2 separate regions of the Homo sapiens genome follow, and region 2 is linked to region 1. Evidence: chromatin contacts called from ENCODE Hi-C or POLR2A ChIA-PET data. All regions are on one chromosome and are shown on one strand. The core of a region is the stretch at or near the end of the contact, and the rest is flanking DNA. Distances in the headings are between cores, read along the strand shown. Region 1 overlaps APPL2 (adaptor protein, phosphotyrosine interacting with PH domain and leucine zipper 2). Region 2 has its middle 16 kb from the start of TCP11L2.

Region 1 (6,402 bases), core at 2,966-5,465:
TGATTTCTAAGAAATATAAAATTGTCCTAACGCTTTATTTTAGTTGAAGAACCAAAATTAGTCCAAAAGGACAACTAAGTTTTCTGACTGACTCACAGATTCCCTTACTCACTAACTGGTAGTTCCATAAGAGCAGTCCCCATCCATCGTTCACAGCTGCATCCCCAGAGTCTAGCACAGAGAATGCATGGTTCCTATCCCGTCTTCCCCTTTCTCCAAACCCCGCTTTCCATTCCAAAGCATTCACGGTTCCCCCAAGAACAGCATGACTTTACAAATGTCCCCTAATCTGGAACACAGCCTTAATGTCATTTTTCAAAACCCAGCTCAGAGATCACCTTCTTCAGGAAGCCGTCCCTAGCACGCCTTTCTGTGTGCTGTTTCTACTCCTGTGCGTCTCTGTCCTGCTACCCTCAGCAAATGACATTACAACGATCTGTTTCCACACCTGTCTTCTCACTGGCCTGTGATCTCCTTTAGGTGAGCCGGGAACACAGTGGGAAGTCAGTAAAAGTTCACTGAATTGAACTGCTCAAAAAGAAAGGCATTTCTCAGCGATCCACACATTGAAAGAAATGCAGTAAGAATTATTATGAAATGCATTACACAATATTTTGAAGGTAACTGGCATTGAACTCAGTTACTTTACCTGTGAGATCCTTTTCTCGGAATTGTATGATAGGTAGAACCATTGTGTCTGCCAACTGTTTAGCCAGCTCTGTATGGAGAAGATTAAGCTGAAAGAAAGAGAATGGTATTCAAGTAAATTAAATACATTATTATTATTGACATAGTCTCATTTCACCAAGGAATCACACTGAACACTTCCGTGTGGTCACAGAGCTCAGGCAGACTTCCTCAGCAAGTAAGTACCCTTCATAAAGCAGTAAATGATATTGGCCTAGAAGCATGAAAAATGAAATGCAAGGTTCTAACTGACCAGGGCACCAATGAAGCTTGCTAACAGAGTGTCTGGGCCCACAGTTACCCTGTTCACTGGGCAGACTCTGCTTCTTCTGTGTTCCCACTCTGGGCCCCACCCCACTGGAGAATCCTAATGCCTGGATGTGCCTGCAGAGAACACAGCCAGCTGTCAGTGCTGTCATGGCTCAGGACCTCGCCAGGCTGCTCGACTCTCTCACTCTCCAGGGAGGCTGAAGCCACGCCTGAAAGATGGGCCTGCTGGAAACCTACTCGCCTGAAAACCACGGCCAGCTATGGGCCTGGAAGTGACTCTGGAGAAAGAATACTCCCTAACGGCTAGGCGTGGTAGCTCACGCCTGTAATCCCAGCACTTTGGGAGGCTGAGGCAGGCGGATCATGAGGTCAGGAGATCGAGACCATCCTTGCTAGCACAGTGAAATCCTGTCTCTACTAAAAATACAAAAAATTAGCCAGCATGGTGGCGGGCACCTGTAGTCCCAGCTATGTGGGAGGCTGAGGCAGGAGAATGGTGTGAACCCGGGAGGTGGAGCTTGCAGTGAGCCGAGATCGCACCACTGCAGTTCAGCCTGGGTGACAGAGCGAGACTCCATCTCAAAAAAAAAAAAAAAAAAAAAGAATACTTCCTACCAAAACAACTCTGCCAGATTTCAGACCTTTAGTCTAGAAAAGGACCTGAGAATAAGATAACTGCATTTGGATGTGATGCTCCTCACCAGATGATTTTAACAGCCCTTGACTCTTTCTCCCCTTCTACCTCAAGGACTGAGTAAATTCTATCTTTGTAAATTATCTAGGAGAAATAAAAATTATCCCTATCAGTGCATTTTTGAGTACTTTTTGCATGCCAGCTTTATACGCTCAATACTAAGTAGTTCTCACCCATTCTGTGAGTTAGGTATTATTTATCATCACCACTTTACAGACATGCAAATAGCTCTCCAAATCCAGAGGGCAAATAAACAGCATAGCTGGGCTTTTAATCTGGGGCTGGTGAGATCTAAGATTCGTTTACTTTCCACTACATAGCCTGGGATACAGAATTTGTCCTTTATGCTCACGTTTGGGAATCTAGACGTTGGCAATGAATACAGTGGAAGGGATCTTCCCACTAGACCACAGACTTCCAGATATTTTGGGATTCCTGCTGGGTGACTAAGGGGAAATCACCCAGCAATCACTTTTGGATTCAACATGTGGCAAAGTTTCTTTTAGCAGTGCTGGCAGTCACGCATATTCATCAACCTTCTGCACACGCATCTCCCAACAGATCTGGTCCTTCGAGGCTGTGGCTTCAGAGGCCACTCTTACAAGCTTAAAGACTTGCCTAAGGTCAACCATTTGCCAGGCAAGGAAGCACCGGGGCAAACTGCTAACACTTTCCCTATCGCTCAACCAAGTCAAAGCATGGCAGCTGTATTTGAGGGTAACACAGGAAGACAGCCATGCCAGTAAATGCCTTCAGAACAGAATGTGATGACTACTTTTCCAGAATAACTTCTATAAGAAAGGTACTGTTTTTCATTAACAGTTAACAGGCTCTGTGCTTGACGCTTTGAGAGACATTATTTAATTCAATCAATATAATAGCCCAATTAAGTGGGCCTTGCTGATGCCATATAAGATGGAGAAACCAAAACTCAGAAAGATTAAGTGTCTTTCCAATGGTTATGCACTACAGAAATGGTACATTTCCCAGCTACTCATTTTCTCCCCAAGAATTAAGGGGGTTATGTCATCAGCTTTTAACATGGGGCTTTTGAGCTGTGAGTTGTACAGGATAATCACTGCTAACCAGAGCACCTTCACTCAGGAGAATGGAAGGGGAATGCATCACCTCTCACAACTTTAGCATCACCATATAGAAAATGGGGACAACAGCATCTTCCTTGCATGGCTAAGGCATGTGAGGACAAGACAGTGACATGAACAGGACACACTCAGAGCAGAGTGCCTGGCATATATGCTCGGTCTTCAATCAGTGGACTCTAATGACAATGACATCCTGTCTCAGGTGCACTCAAAAGAAGTGGTCCAGAAACTCTGCTTTTAGGGAAATCACCATGCGTGGAAATCTCTGTGTGACTTATAACATGGAAGATCTCATTCCAACGCATTCTATCAGGTGTAAGCCACATAAATTTCTACTTTTTGTTGAACTTTCCTGTAATTTCTGAGTCAAATAACTTGCCTTAAAATTTTTTCAACCTGGTTTAGGCCCAGGTAGAGAGAACAGCTACTCCCCTCTTCCCAGATTTAGGCCCCACCTGGGCTAACTGCTATCACTTTCTGGGTCTTTACATCAAAAGGTTTGTTTGAAAACTCCTTGCAGAGCTAACTCTTCCAGGGTGCCATGATACTACCTGTAACAACCACACTTCTGGCTGGGCGTGGTGGCTCACACCTGTAATCTCAGCACTTTGGGAGGCTGAGGCGGGCAGATCACTGACGTCAGGAGTTCAAGACCAGCCTGACCAACATGGAGAAACCCCGTCTCTACTAAAAATACAAAATTGGCCGGGCGTGGTGGTGCATGCCTGTAATCCCAGCTGCTTGGAAAGGCTGAGGCAGGAGAGTTGCTTAAACCCGGGAGGCAGAGGTTGCGGTGAGCCAAGATCGTGCCATTGCACTCCAGCCTGGGCAATAAGAGCAAAACTCTGTCTCAAAAAATAAAAAAATAAAAACCATACTTCCATCCTTTGGGAACTATTCACTCCCTACTAAAACAATCATCATTCCTGCCCATGACAACGTGGTTGTAAGTAAATATTTTAAACTGGAAATCTTGCTTCTGGGGTTTCGACAACTAACCGCGTTTCCTTAGCAACTCTCTTCTCAAGCAAACATGTGACTCAGGAGTGTAGTCTATTGCTTCTCGCCCTGGGTTATCTTTCTACTGTTCATTAAGGAAAACTCTTCCCCAACCTTCCAAAAATCACTTTTGCTCCTCTATAATCACATCTTCTATGTATCTTTTATCCATTTCAACACATCTGAGAGAGAGCCACGCAGTGCATGTGATATCATGATATAATAAAAAATATGTATTTGGTCTTTGCCCCCAGTTCTTGGCATAGAGCTCTGAAAACCCTTGTAATTTCCTCATCAATAGAAGTGCTAGGAGCATATTTTGTTATAATACTTGGTCTTTGACCCCAGTTTCTGACACAGAGATCCTAATCCTTTGGAATTTCCTGGATGATGGGAGTGTCTTTTGTTCTGATGAGGCAACTCCTGGTGGCCTCCAGGATAGGGGCTGGTCACCAGAAACACCAAACCACGATTATGAGCTTGGAGCTTTTAGCCCCGCCCCCATCTTCCAGGAACGGGAGAGAGCTGGAGGTTGATCACATCTATGTGATGAAGCTGCCAATAAAAATACCTGAACTGCAGGGTTTGGAGAGCTTCCAGGTCATTAAAACACCTGGCAGAGCCCAGAGGGGTGACGTCCCCAGAGAGGGCACGGAAGTTCCACGCCGCCTCCCCTGTACCTTGCCCTATGTATCACTTAATCTGGCTGTTCATCTGTGTCCTCTGTAATATCCTTTATAATAAAGGTAAATTTAAGTGTTTCCCTGATTTGTGGGCCATTCTAGAAAATAATCAAATCCCAGGGGGATGTTGCAGGAACCCCTAGTTTATAGCTCGTTTGTCAGAAGTACCAGAGGCCTAGACTTGCAATTGGCATCTGAAGTGTGGGGGAGGGGGTAGTCTGGCGGGATCATGCCCTTAACTTGTGGGATCTGAGGCTATCTCCAGGTAGATATGTCAGAATTGAGTTAAATTGTAGGACAGCCAGTTAGTGTCACAGAATTGCTTGATGTGGGGAAAACCCACACATTTTGGTGACCAAAGTGTGCTGAGTGCTGAAAGTATAGAAAGAGAATGAGTTTGTCTTTTTCCTACTGTTTAGTAGGGTAGAGGACAAAGCCCAATAAAAATCATATGACGTGTTCACTTTTACATCCCCCGTGCCTAGAACAGCGTCTGCTAAATAGGAGGTCATCAATAAATGTTTGTTGAATAAATAATGGCTTGTTGAACTGGTTTGTTGAATAAACGAAAATGCAATCAGTACAGTTTTATATGAATGTTAGTTTCTCATTTTGTAAACTGAAGACAGTATCTACTGCAGATCAATAACTGGTCAGTTAAATGGCATCTGCACACTCCTTTATGTTTATTCTTTATCATGATTTTTTGAGTATTCAAACTCCTTAAAAGATGGAACTATTTGGCCAGGCGCGGTGGCTCATGCCTGTAATCTCAGCACTTTGGGATGCCGAGGTGGGCGGATCACAAGGTCAGAAGACCGAGACCATCCTGGCCAAGATTTTTAGTAGGGTGAAACCCTACTAAAAATACAAAAAATTAGCCGGGCGTAGTCCCAGCTACTCGGGAGGCTGAGCCAGGAGAATGGTGTGAACCCGGGAGGTGGAGCTTGCAGTGAGCCGAGATTGCGCCACTGCACTCCAGCCTGGGAAACAGAGCGAGACTCCGTCTTATAAACAACAAAAAAAGATGGAACTATTTATATCTACCTAATTTTGCAGAGTTCTGTCCAGCACTAGTAGCATCTGAGCTCTTATGTTTTTTACAATTAGAATTTATGCACTTTTCCTATAATACCTGGTTTCGTTTTTTACAAATATTCCAAATGTACTGTAAAATATAGCTATAAGAACAGTTGTATTAAACCCTTTGTAGTAAGCTAGGCATGGTGGCCCATGTCTGTAACCCCAGCACTTTGGGAGGCTTAGACAGGAGGATCCTTTGAGGCCACAGTTTGAGGCCAGCCTGGGCAACAAAGCAAGAGGCCATCCCTACAAAATTAAAAAATGAGAAAAAAATATAAAAATAAACCCTTTGTAGTGGGTTGAACTGTGACCCTCCCCTAAAAGATATGACCACCCAGAACATGTGAATATTTGAAAAAAAGAGTCTTTGCAGATGTAATGAAGGATCCTGAAATGAGATCATCCTGGATTGTCACTAAATCCAATGCCAAGTGCCTGTATAAAAAGAGAAGACACAGAAGAGGAAAAACATGGGGGGTAGAGGGGATGTAAAGCCAGACTGGAGTGATGCTGCCACAGCCAAGGAACACCTGGAGCCACCAAAAGATGCACGAGGATTCTCCCCGGAGCCAACGGAAGCAGTGTGGCCCTGCCAGCACCTTGACTTCAGCCTTCTGGCCTACAGCACACTGGGAGGGAATAAAGTTCTGTTGTTTGAAGCTACATATTCATGGTAATTTACTATGGCAATCTGAGAAACTAATATACTCTCCTTTAGAAACCGAATTCTCAGAAATCTTTCTTTTGGTCTATTCTTCATATATATCGAAGCCATTCCCCTCAAACCAGAAACAAACATTAATAGTTAGTGTATAACCTCTCCTAGGAAAGGAGCTTTGTAAGATCAAGAAGTTGAGATACCTTCTCAGATATTTAAGTAGAA
Region 2 (7,041 bases), core at 3,865-6,364, 1.1 Mb after region 1:
TCAAAGGAACCACACACTCTATTTTTGTTTTTTTTTTTTTTTTTAGACGGAATTTCACTCTTGTTGTTGCCCAGGCTGGAGTGCAATGGCGTGATCTTGGCTCACCACAACCTCTGCCTCCTGGGTTCAAGCGATTCTCCTGCCTCAGCCTCCAGAGTAGCTAGGATTACAGGCATGCGCCACTACGCCGGCTAATTTTGTATTTTTAGTAGAGACGGGGTTTTTCCATATTGGTCAGGCTGGTCTTGAACGCCCGACCTCAGGTGATCTGCCCACCTCGGTCTCCCAAAGTGCTGGGATTACAGGTGTGAGCCACCGTGCCCAACCAGGAACCACACACTCTTTAATCTTGATCAAATACATTGCCAACTAACATCCACCACTTGGGCAAACCTGAAGGTCATTTGAACCATCCTGAACCTGGTATTCCTCAATTAGTGGTTGGGGAACAAATGACAAAGGGGTTTGGTTTGCAGCTTATAGTCTTGTTCCTTTGGGGGCCATAAGGAAATTGTTCCAATAAATGGAGAGTTTCCTTTTATCGAATTCCCCACGGGAGAAATTGTAGGATCATGGTGACCCTCCTTTTTCCTCATTTGGAATCCAAGGGAAGATGTTTCACCCTTTTACTCTTTCATTCAACAAACATTTATTAAGTGTCAGGCACTTTTCTAGACACTTGGGATCCATTAGTGAACAAAACAATGATCCCTGCACTCATGGAGCTTAATTCTAGTGAGAATAAACAATACAGCACTAATAAACAGAATAAGTAAATACACTGCATCATATGCTAGAAGACAAGTGTTAGGAAAAAAAGAAAATGTCAAGCAGGTTAGGGGGCTCTGTCTATAAAGAGATGCACATAAAAATATTCAAGCGAGCAGAATCCCAGTTGAACTTCCCGGTTGAATCCTGCACTTCCAGTTATGTGAGGTGATTTCCTCACTGTGGAAGCCAGTTTAGATTGGATTTCTGTTCCTTGAAGCTGAAAGTAAACTGAGAGAGCCACCTTGGCATGCGTTCCTTAAGAGCAGTCTTTGTCATCCAGTCATCCCATCTGTTCCCTTGGCAAGGAAAAATAATTACAAGGAGATGCCACAGTCTTAGTTTCCATTTGAGGGTTTTCCTGAGAGCCTCTAATGACACTATGTTCTTTGTCACATACCCGTCAATTGTTTCCACTCCAGCTAATCTCATTCTCATTGTCAAGCATGAGAGTCAGAAAGCTGCACCTCAAAGTGTACCCCCAGGATGTGATTCAAAAGGATCAACATGCAACTGCTGTTCAAGGGCACGCTCTGTCCACAGGGACAAGGCCACCTGCACAACCCCAGCTCAACCACCCTCATCTCCAGCCTGAATCGCTGCCACATCTTTCCAACTGGTCTCCTTACAGCAGCCAGGGTGATTCTTTTAAAAGAGTTATCACGTCCTGTCATTTCCCTCCAATCATTTCCTGTCACTTACAGATACCGCATGATCTGGCCCTGGGTTAGCTCCAGCTTCTCCTGCCAAACTTCTTCCTTACTCGCCATGCTTCAGCGACACTTGCCCCTGCTGGTTCCTTTAGGATGCCAGTTTCTTCTATTCCAGCCTTTGCACCTGCCATTCCTGCTACCTAGAACATTCTTTCCCCAGACATCTGCAGGCTAACGCCCTCGCTTTGTTTAGATTTCTGCTCAAATGTAACTTCAGCGTTGCAGCCTTACCTGACCAAGCTACCTAAAAAAATAGGCCCCCAAGCCCCTCTCTGTTGTCATAGTATTTGTCATACATGAAATTATCACGTGGATCAATTTCTTGGTTTCTGTGCTGCCTGCCTACCCTACTAAAATGTGAGCTCCCTGAGGACAAGGACTTTTCCTGTGTTGATCACTCTTGGGTTCTCCAGATTTAAGCACTGCTTGGCACCTAGTAGGTGCTCAATAAATATTTTCTGAATGAATTAATGACAATCTGACTGACTCTACCTCACTCCATGGCCTAGCAAGAACATTCACACACAGACACACACCCTTTTAAAGCCTCTTCTTCCTTTTCTCTACTCCTCTAATTCTCATATTTTTGGGAAAGCCTTGCTTCCATCTAATCTTTTCAGTCCCCTGATTTAAATATGTGTGTGTGTGTATATATATGTTTATATATAATATATAATATATTTATATATATTTTATTTTATTATATATATTTTTATAGTATATATTTTATATATAATATATATTTATATATTATATACACACTATATATATATACACACACATATATATAATTTTTCACAAAGCCATGTCTGATTAATAATCTGATAACTGCCAAAGTTCTTGGGCTAGGCACTAACAGAGCTGTCTCCAGGAGGCTAAACTATGTTAGAACTGATTAAGGAAGACATCACGATGCTCCAAGCATAAGCAAACAGGAGTGTGTACAGGGTCAGGGAGAGGACTTGCCTCCCACTTCTGCATTGAGCCCAGCACAAGTTTGGAAGCTATGGAAGTATCCAGAGATTGTCTGCCATGAGTCTTGGCTGTCCTATGGCTCATAGTGGCAAAGGTGTCTAAGCATCTCTATGCACAGCAAACCTGCACACGCGATAATCCGAGTAAGAGAGGACAAACAAGGTTAATGGCATGCAGTGTTTGTAAACTCAGAGACATGCATGAGTGCTCAGAACTAACTGCGGGATGGTTTAAAGAAGACTGATTTCCAGCAATACAGCTGGTATGCACTCATGCCATCATAATTTGAATACAAAAAGGAAGTATGACCTCATTTTCTACTCACAAGGTTGTGTGGACTGAGACCAGGAGTAAAACATGAGTTGAAAATCTGAGTTAGATGTAAAAATGAACCAGGTAAATTAATTATCCAAATCATGGATGGGGTCAGTCTTTAGTAAATATACTTCCAAATTCTCCAACTATGTTCTTATTTTTCTTTCCTTCAGTTTGCTTTTCCCCCCAAACATCAACATGCTGAAGAAGTTCTTTAGAAAAACTATATTCACTGTTTTTCAGGTTTGTTTAATTACTGGCATTGTATCATTTTTTTTTTCATTGCAACTACTGGGTATTTCTTTTTTTTTTGAGACGGAGTCTCATTCTGTCGCCCAGGCTGGAAGGCAGTGGCACGATCTCAGCTCACTGCAACCTCCGCCTCCCAGGTTCAAATGATTCTTTTGCCTCAGCCTCCCGAGTAGCTGGGATTACAGGCACGCACCACCATGCCTGGATAATTTTTGTATTTTTAGTAGAGATGGGGTTTCACTATGTTGGGCAGGCTGGTCTCGAACTCCTCACCTCATGATCCACCCACCTCAGCCTCCCAAAGTGCTGGGATTACAGGCATGAGCCATCACGCCCAGCTTAACTATTTGGTATTTCAAAGACATTATTGTTTGAATCGTGTTTTATGAGCCACCTAAGGAACTAAGTTTCCTATGTGCAACTAGGTATTCTTGCCAAGAATCCCTGATAATTACTGGGACGTCGTTTGTTTATAAATCATACATTGGGCTGGGCACAATGGCTCATGCCTGTGATCTCAACACTGGGAGGCTGAGGTGGGTGGATCACTTGAGCCCAGGAGTTCGAGACCAGCCCAGCCAACATGGTGAAATCCTGTCTCTACTAAAAATACAAAAATTAGCCGGGAATGGTGGCGGGCATCTGTAATTCCGGCTACTCGGGAGACTGAGGCAGGAGAATCGCTTGAACCCGGGAGGCAAAGATTGTAGGGAGCCAAGATCGTGCCACTACACTCCAGCCTGGGCAGCAAAGGGAGATGCCATCTCAAAAAAAAAAAAAATCATAAATTGCTCAACAGTGGGTTGCTTTTTTAAGTGCTGATATCGACTATACACAAAATGATCTTGATTCATCTGCTTGCTGTGGCCCAGAAATTTCTGCTTTTGCAGAAGAGAAAATAAGACAGGTAAGGGGCTAGGAAGGGTGGCTGAGAATGAGGCTACAACCTGTGACCCTTCACAGGTCTGTTTAAAACAATAGCATCAATCTTCTCCAGAAAAGTGGCTGTTGGTGGGAAGGTAGCCATAACAAAGACTATTAATTCTGACCTGTGGCTTCTTGTGGTTTAAGAGCATTTTATGCTCTTAGAGCATTTGGAGATCATTTCTTCGAACTGTTCCAACCTGCCTCAAACCAAATATTACCTGATTAGTAAAGAAATAGCAAATTAGTCAAATGTGCATTGCAGGGGGTGTGTGTGTTGGGAGGTAGGTTTCTTCCTTTAACTGACTTTCTTTGAAGACCTACTAGGCCAAATCACTGCTGGAAGAACTAAAGGTTGGGCTGGGGGGTGGTTACAGAGGTGAGTGAAATTTGGTCCCTGCCTTCCAGACACTAAAAATCTAAAGGAGGAACAGACATGAATAGAAATAAATAAACTCAAAAAGGATGTTCTCAGTAGCACTTAATGTCACTTTCACACCTAAGATTTTATTATCCTATTCTATTTATCCATTCAACAAATATGTATTCAGGTCACCCAGGGGAAATTGAAACTGAGGTCTGTGGGGAGTACAGAGAAGGGCATAATTACTTCCAAAGGTGGAGCCGTGGAAGGTTATGATACAGGTTGCATGGTAGCATCTGAGCTGAATCTTAAATGGCAAGTAGAAATTTGGGAGATAGATAGATTTATGGGGTGAAAGATACCGTGAGAAAAGAGTAGTGTATAAGTAAAACCAGGACCCCAAATTTAGGTATCAATAAGTGTTTTAGCATTCCTAAAGTGTGACAAATAATGGTGGGGTTTTGTGGTATGTAGTCTTTCCTAATCTGTGGCAGATACATTCCAAGACCCCTAATGGATGCCTGAAACCATGGATAGCACCAAACCCTATACAGACTATGTTTTTTCCTGTACATACATACCTATGAAAAAGTTTAATTTATAAATAAGGTACAGTAAAAGATTGACAACAATAATTAGTAATCAAATAGAATAATTATAACAATATGTGAGGATCACTACTCTTGTGCTTTGGGGCCATTATTAAGTAAAATAAAGGTTACTTGAACGCAAGTACTGCAATACTGCCACAGTCAATCTAATGGGTTACTGAGTGACTCACATGTAGTGTACACAGCATGGATATGCTAGACAAAGGGATGATTCATGTTTTGGTCGGGTTGGAGCAAGATGGGGCGAGATTTCATCATGCTCCGCAGAATGGCACACAATTTAAAACTTATGAATTGTTTATTTCTGGAATTTTCCATTTAATAGTTTCAGACTGCAGTAGACAGCAAGTAACTGAAAACTTGTAAAGCGAAACCACAGATAAGGGGGAACCACTGTAGTTTTAAAGCATGTCTGCAAATTCTTTGACACTTCCTACAAAAGGTAAAGTCTAATGCCCCTCCCTTCGAATATGAGCCGACTCTAATGACAGGCTTCTAATTAAGAGAATGTAGTGGAAATGACACTTCACAACTTCTGAAGCCAGGCTAGAAAAGGTGATACAACTTCTACCTGGCATGCTCTCATAACATGTGCTTTGGGAACCCATGTGTGAGAATTCCAGCTACCCTGAAGCTACTGGGCTGCAGAGACTACGTGGAAAGGCCACATAGCGAGATGGAGAGATGCCTCAGAGGCCCAGCTACTGGAGTCTTCCCAGCATCAACCACCACCACAAGTGTGGAGATTTTCCAGTGACTCTTACCCTCCACTTTCAAGTCTTCTAGGTCAGGTCCCAGACATTGTGGAGCAGAGATAAGCCTTCCCTGCTGAATCCTGTTCAAATTCCTGATACACAAGAATCTGTGAGCATAATGAAAGGTTGTTTTGTGCCACTAAGTTTAGGGACTAATTTGTTGCACAATCATTATAACTAGAGAAAGCTTGCTAGAAGATAAGGCAGAAAGAATTGGTTGCTTCCCAATCAATGAAGGCCTTGAAGTTTGAGTTTTACTTGGGAGTAATGGGGAGCCACTGATGGTTTTTGAGTAGGTATGTGACATGACACATGATGAGAGGAGGAAGAGAGCAAGATATGGAGTCCATGATTCAGGGAAGTGGTATGGAAGCAGAAACATCGGTCTCTGTGGCTTTCTCTCATCTCCTTGAGAAATCCTGAGAAATATGAAAACAGAAGCATGGTGGGCAGGAATATCTAAGATATACCAATGTATAAAACCACTGCTTCAGGACCTGAATATTACACCAAAAGCTAGTTTTCTCTTTTCTTCCTCTCTCTCTCTCCCTTTTTTTTTTTTTTTAGATTGAGTCTTGCTCTGTTGCGCAGGCCGAAGGGCAGTGGCACGATCTTGGCTCACTGCAGCCTCCACCTCCCGGGTTCAAGTGATTCTCCTACCTCAACTTCCCAAGTATCTGGGGTTGCAGGCAGCAGCCACCATGCCCAGCTAATTTTTTTGTAGTTTTAATGGAGACAGGGTTTCACTATGTTGGCCAGGCTGGTCTCAAACTCCTGACCTCAAGTGATCTGCTTGACTTGGCCTCCCGAAGTGTTGGCATTACAGGCGTGAGACACCGCACCTGGCCTTTTTTTCCCCTCGTTTTCAATGGGATTAAGAAAAAACTAGATTGGCGAGACTTATACAAAGAGAAATCAACTAAATAATGCGAAATGTATCATCCCTCTTGCTCTTTAAGTCTGGCTTTTCCCCGCTAGGTACACACTGCCATTTCTCACCTCTTTGAGTTTTGTCATTCTGTCCCCTTACCTAGAACACTCTGACTCCCTTTCTTCTTCTAGCTAACTCACCCCTCAAGACTCAGCTTTGGGGTAGCTCATTTGTTTATTTATTTACAAAATATTTATGAAGAACCAAATTTTGTACCAGACACCACATCAGGCACTAGAAAGACAGCCATGAAGAAGATTACCTATCTGCGCAGAGTCCAGTGGGAGGAAGAGATGTAACCAGATATATAAATGAAACAGTGATGGTATCAATTTTATTGGTACAATTTTGTCCAGGGCACCCAGGTGCGGTGGCTCACCTTTGTAATCCCAGCACTTTTAAAGGCTTGGGGCAGGAGAATCACTTGAGCTCA

The links. Hi-C counts contacts between places; a loop is a spot of excess contacts on that map. ChIA-PET counts read pairs that join two places held with the same protein, here RNA polymerase II (POLR2A).
Region 2: a map of PC-3 shows a loop between it and region 1 (4-fold over the local background). The contact joins two enhancer-like sites. A Hi-C loop is called at or near these places in 1 of 168 maps with a recorded cell type or tissue (PC-3). POLR2A ChIA-PET finds 5 or more read pairs at or near these places in 1 of 52 experiments (activated naive CD4-positive, alpha-beta T cell).

Annotation. Positions count from the first base shown.
Region 1 is chr12:105,210,581-105,216,982 of GRCh38, forward strand. APPL2 (adaptor protein, phosphotyrosine interacting with PH domain and leucine zipper 2) reads right to left here. Exons shown (of 21, transcript NM_018171.5): 5 at 650-737. Among named protein-coding and RNA genes, the nearest start is that of APPL2, 22 kb to the right of the region's middle. Within about 2 kb of position 4,216, at least 10 of the 41 ENCODE cell types and tissues checked have a DNase peak (open chromatin) inside an H3K27ac peak, as active enhancers do; they include PC-3, where a contact is called at or near this core.
Region 2 is chr12:106,283,482-106,290,522 of GRCh38, forward strand. No RefSeq gene overlaps it. Among named protein-coding and RNA genes, the nearest start is that of TCP11L2, 16 kb to the right of the region's middle. RefSeq lists an enhancer at 4,950-5,244. Within about 2 kb of position 5,115, at least 6 of the 41 ENCODE cell types and tissues checked have a DNase peak (open chromatin) inside an H3K27ac peak, as active enhancers do; they include PC-3, where a contact is called at or near this core.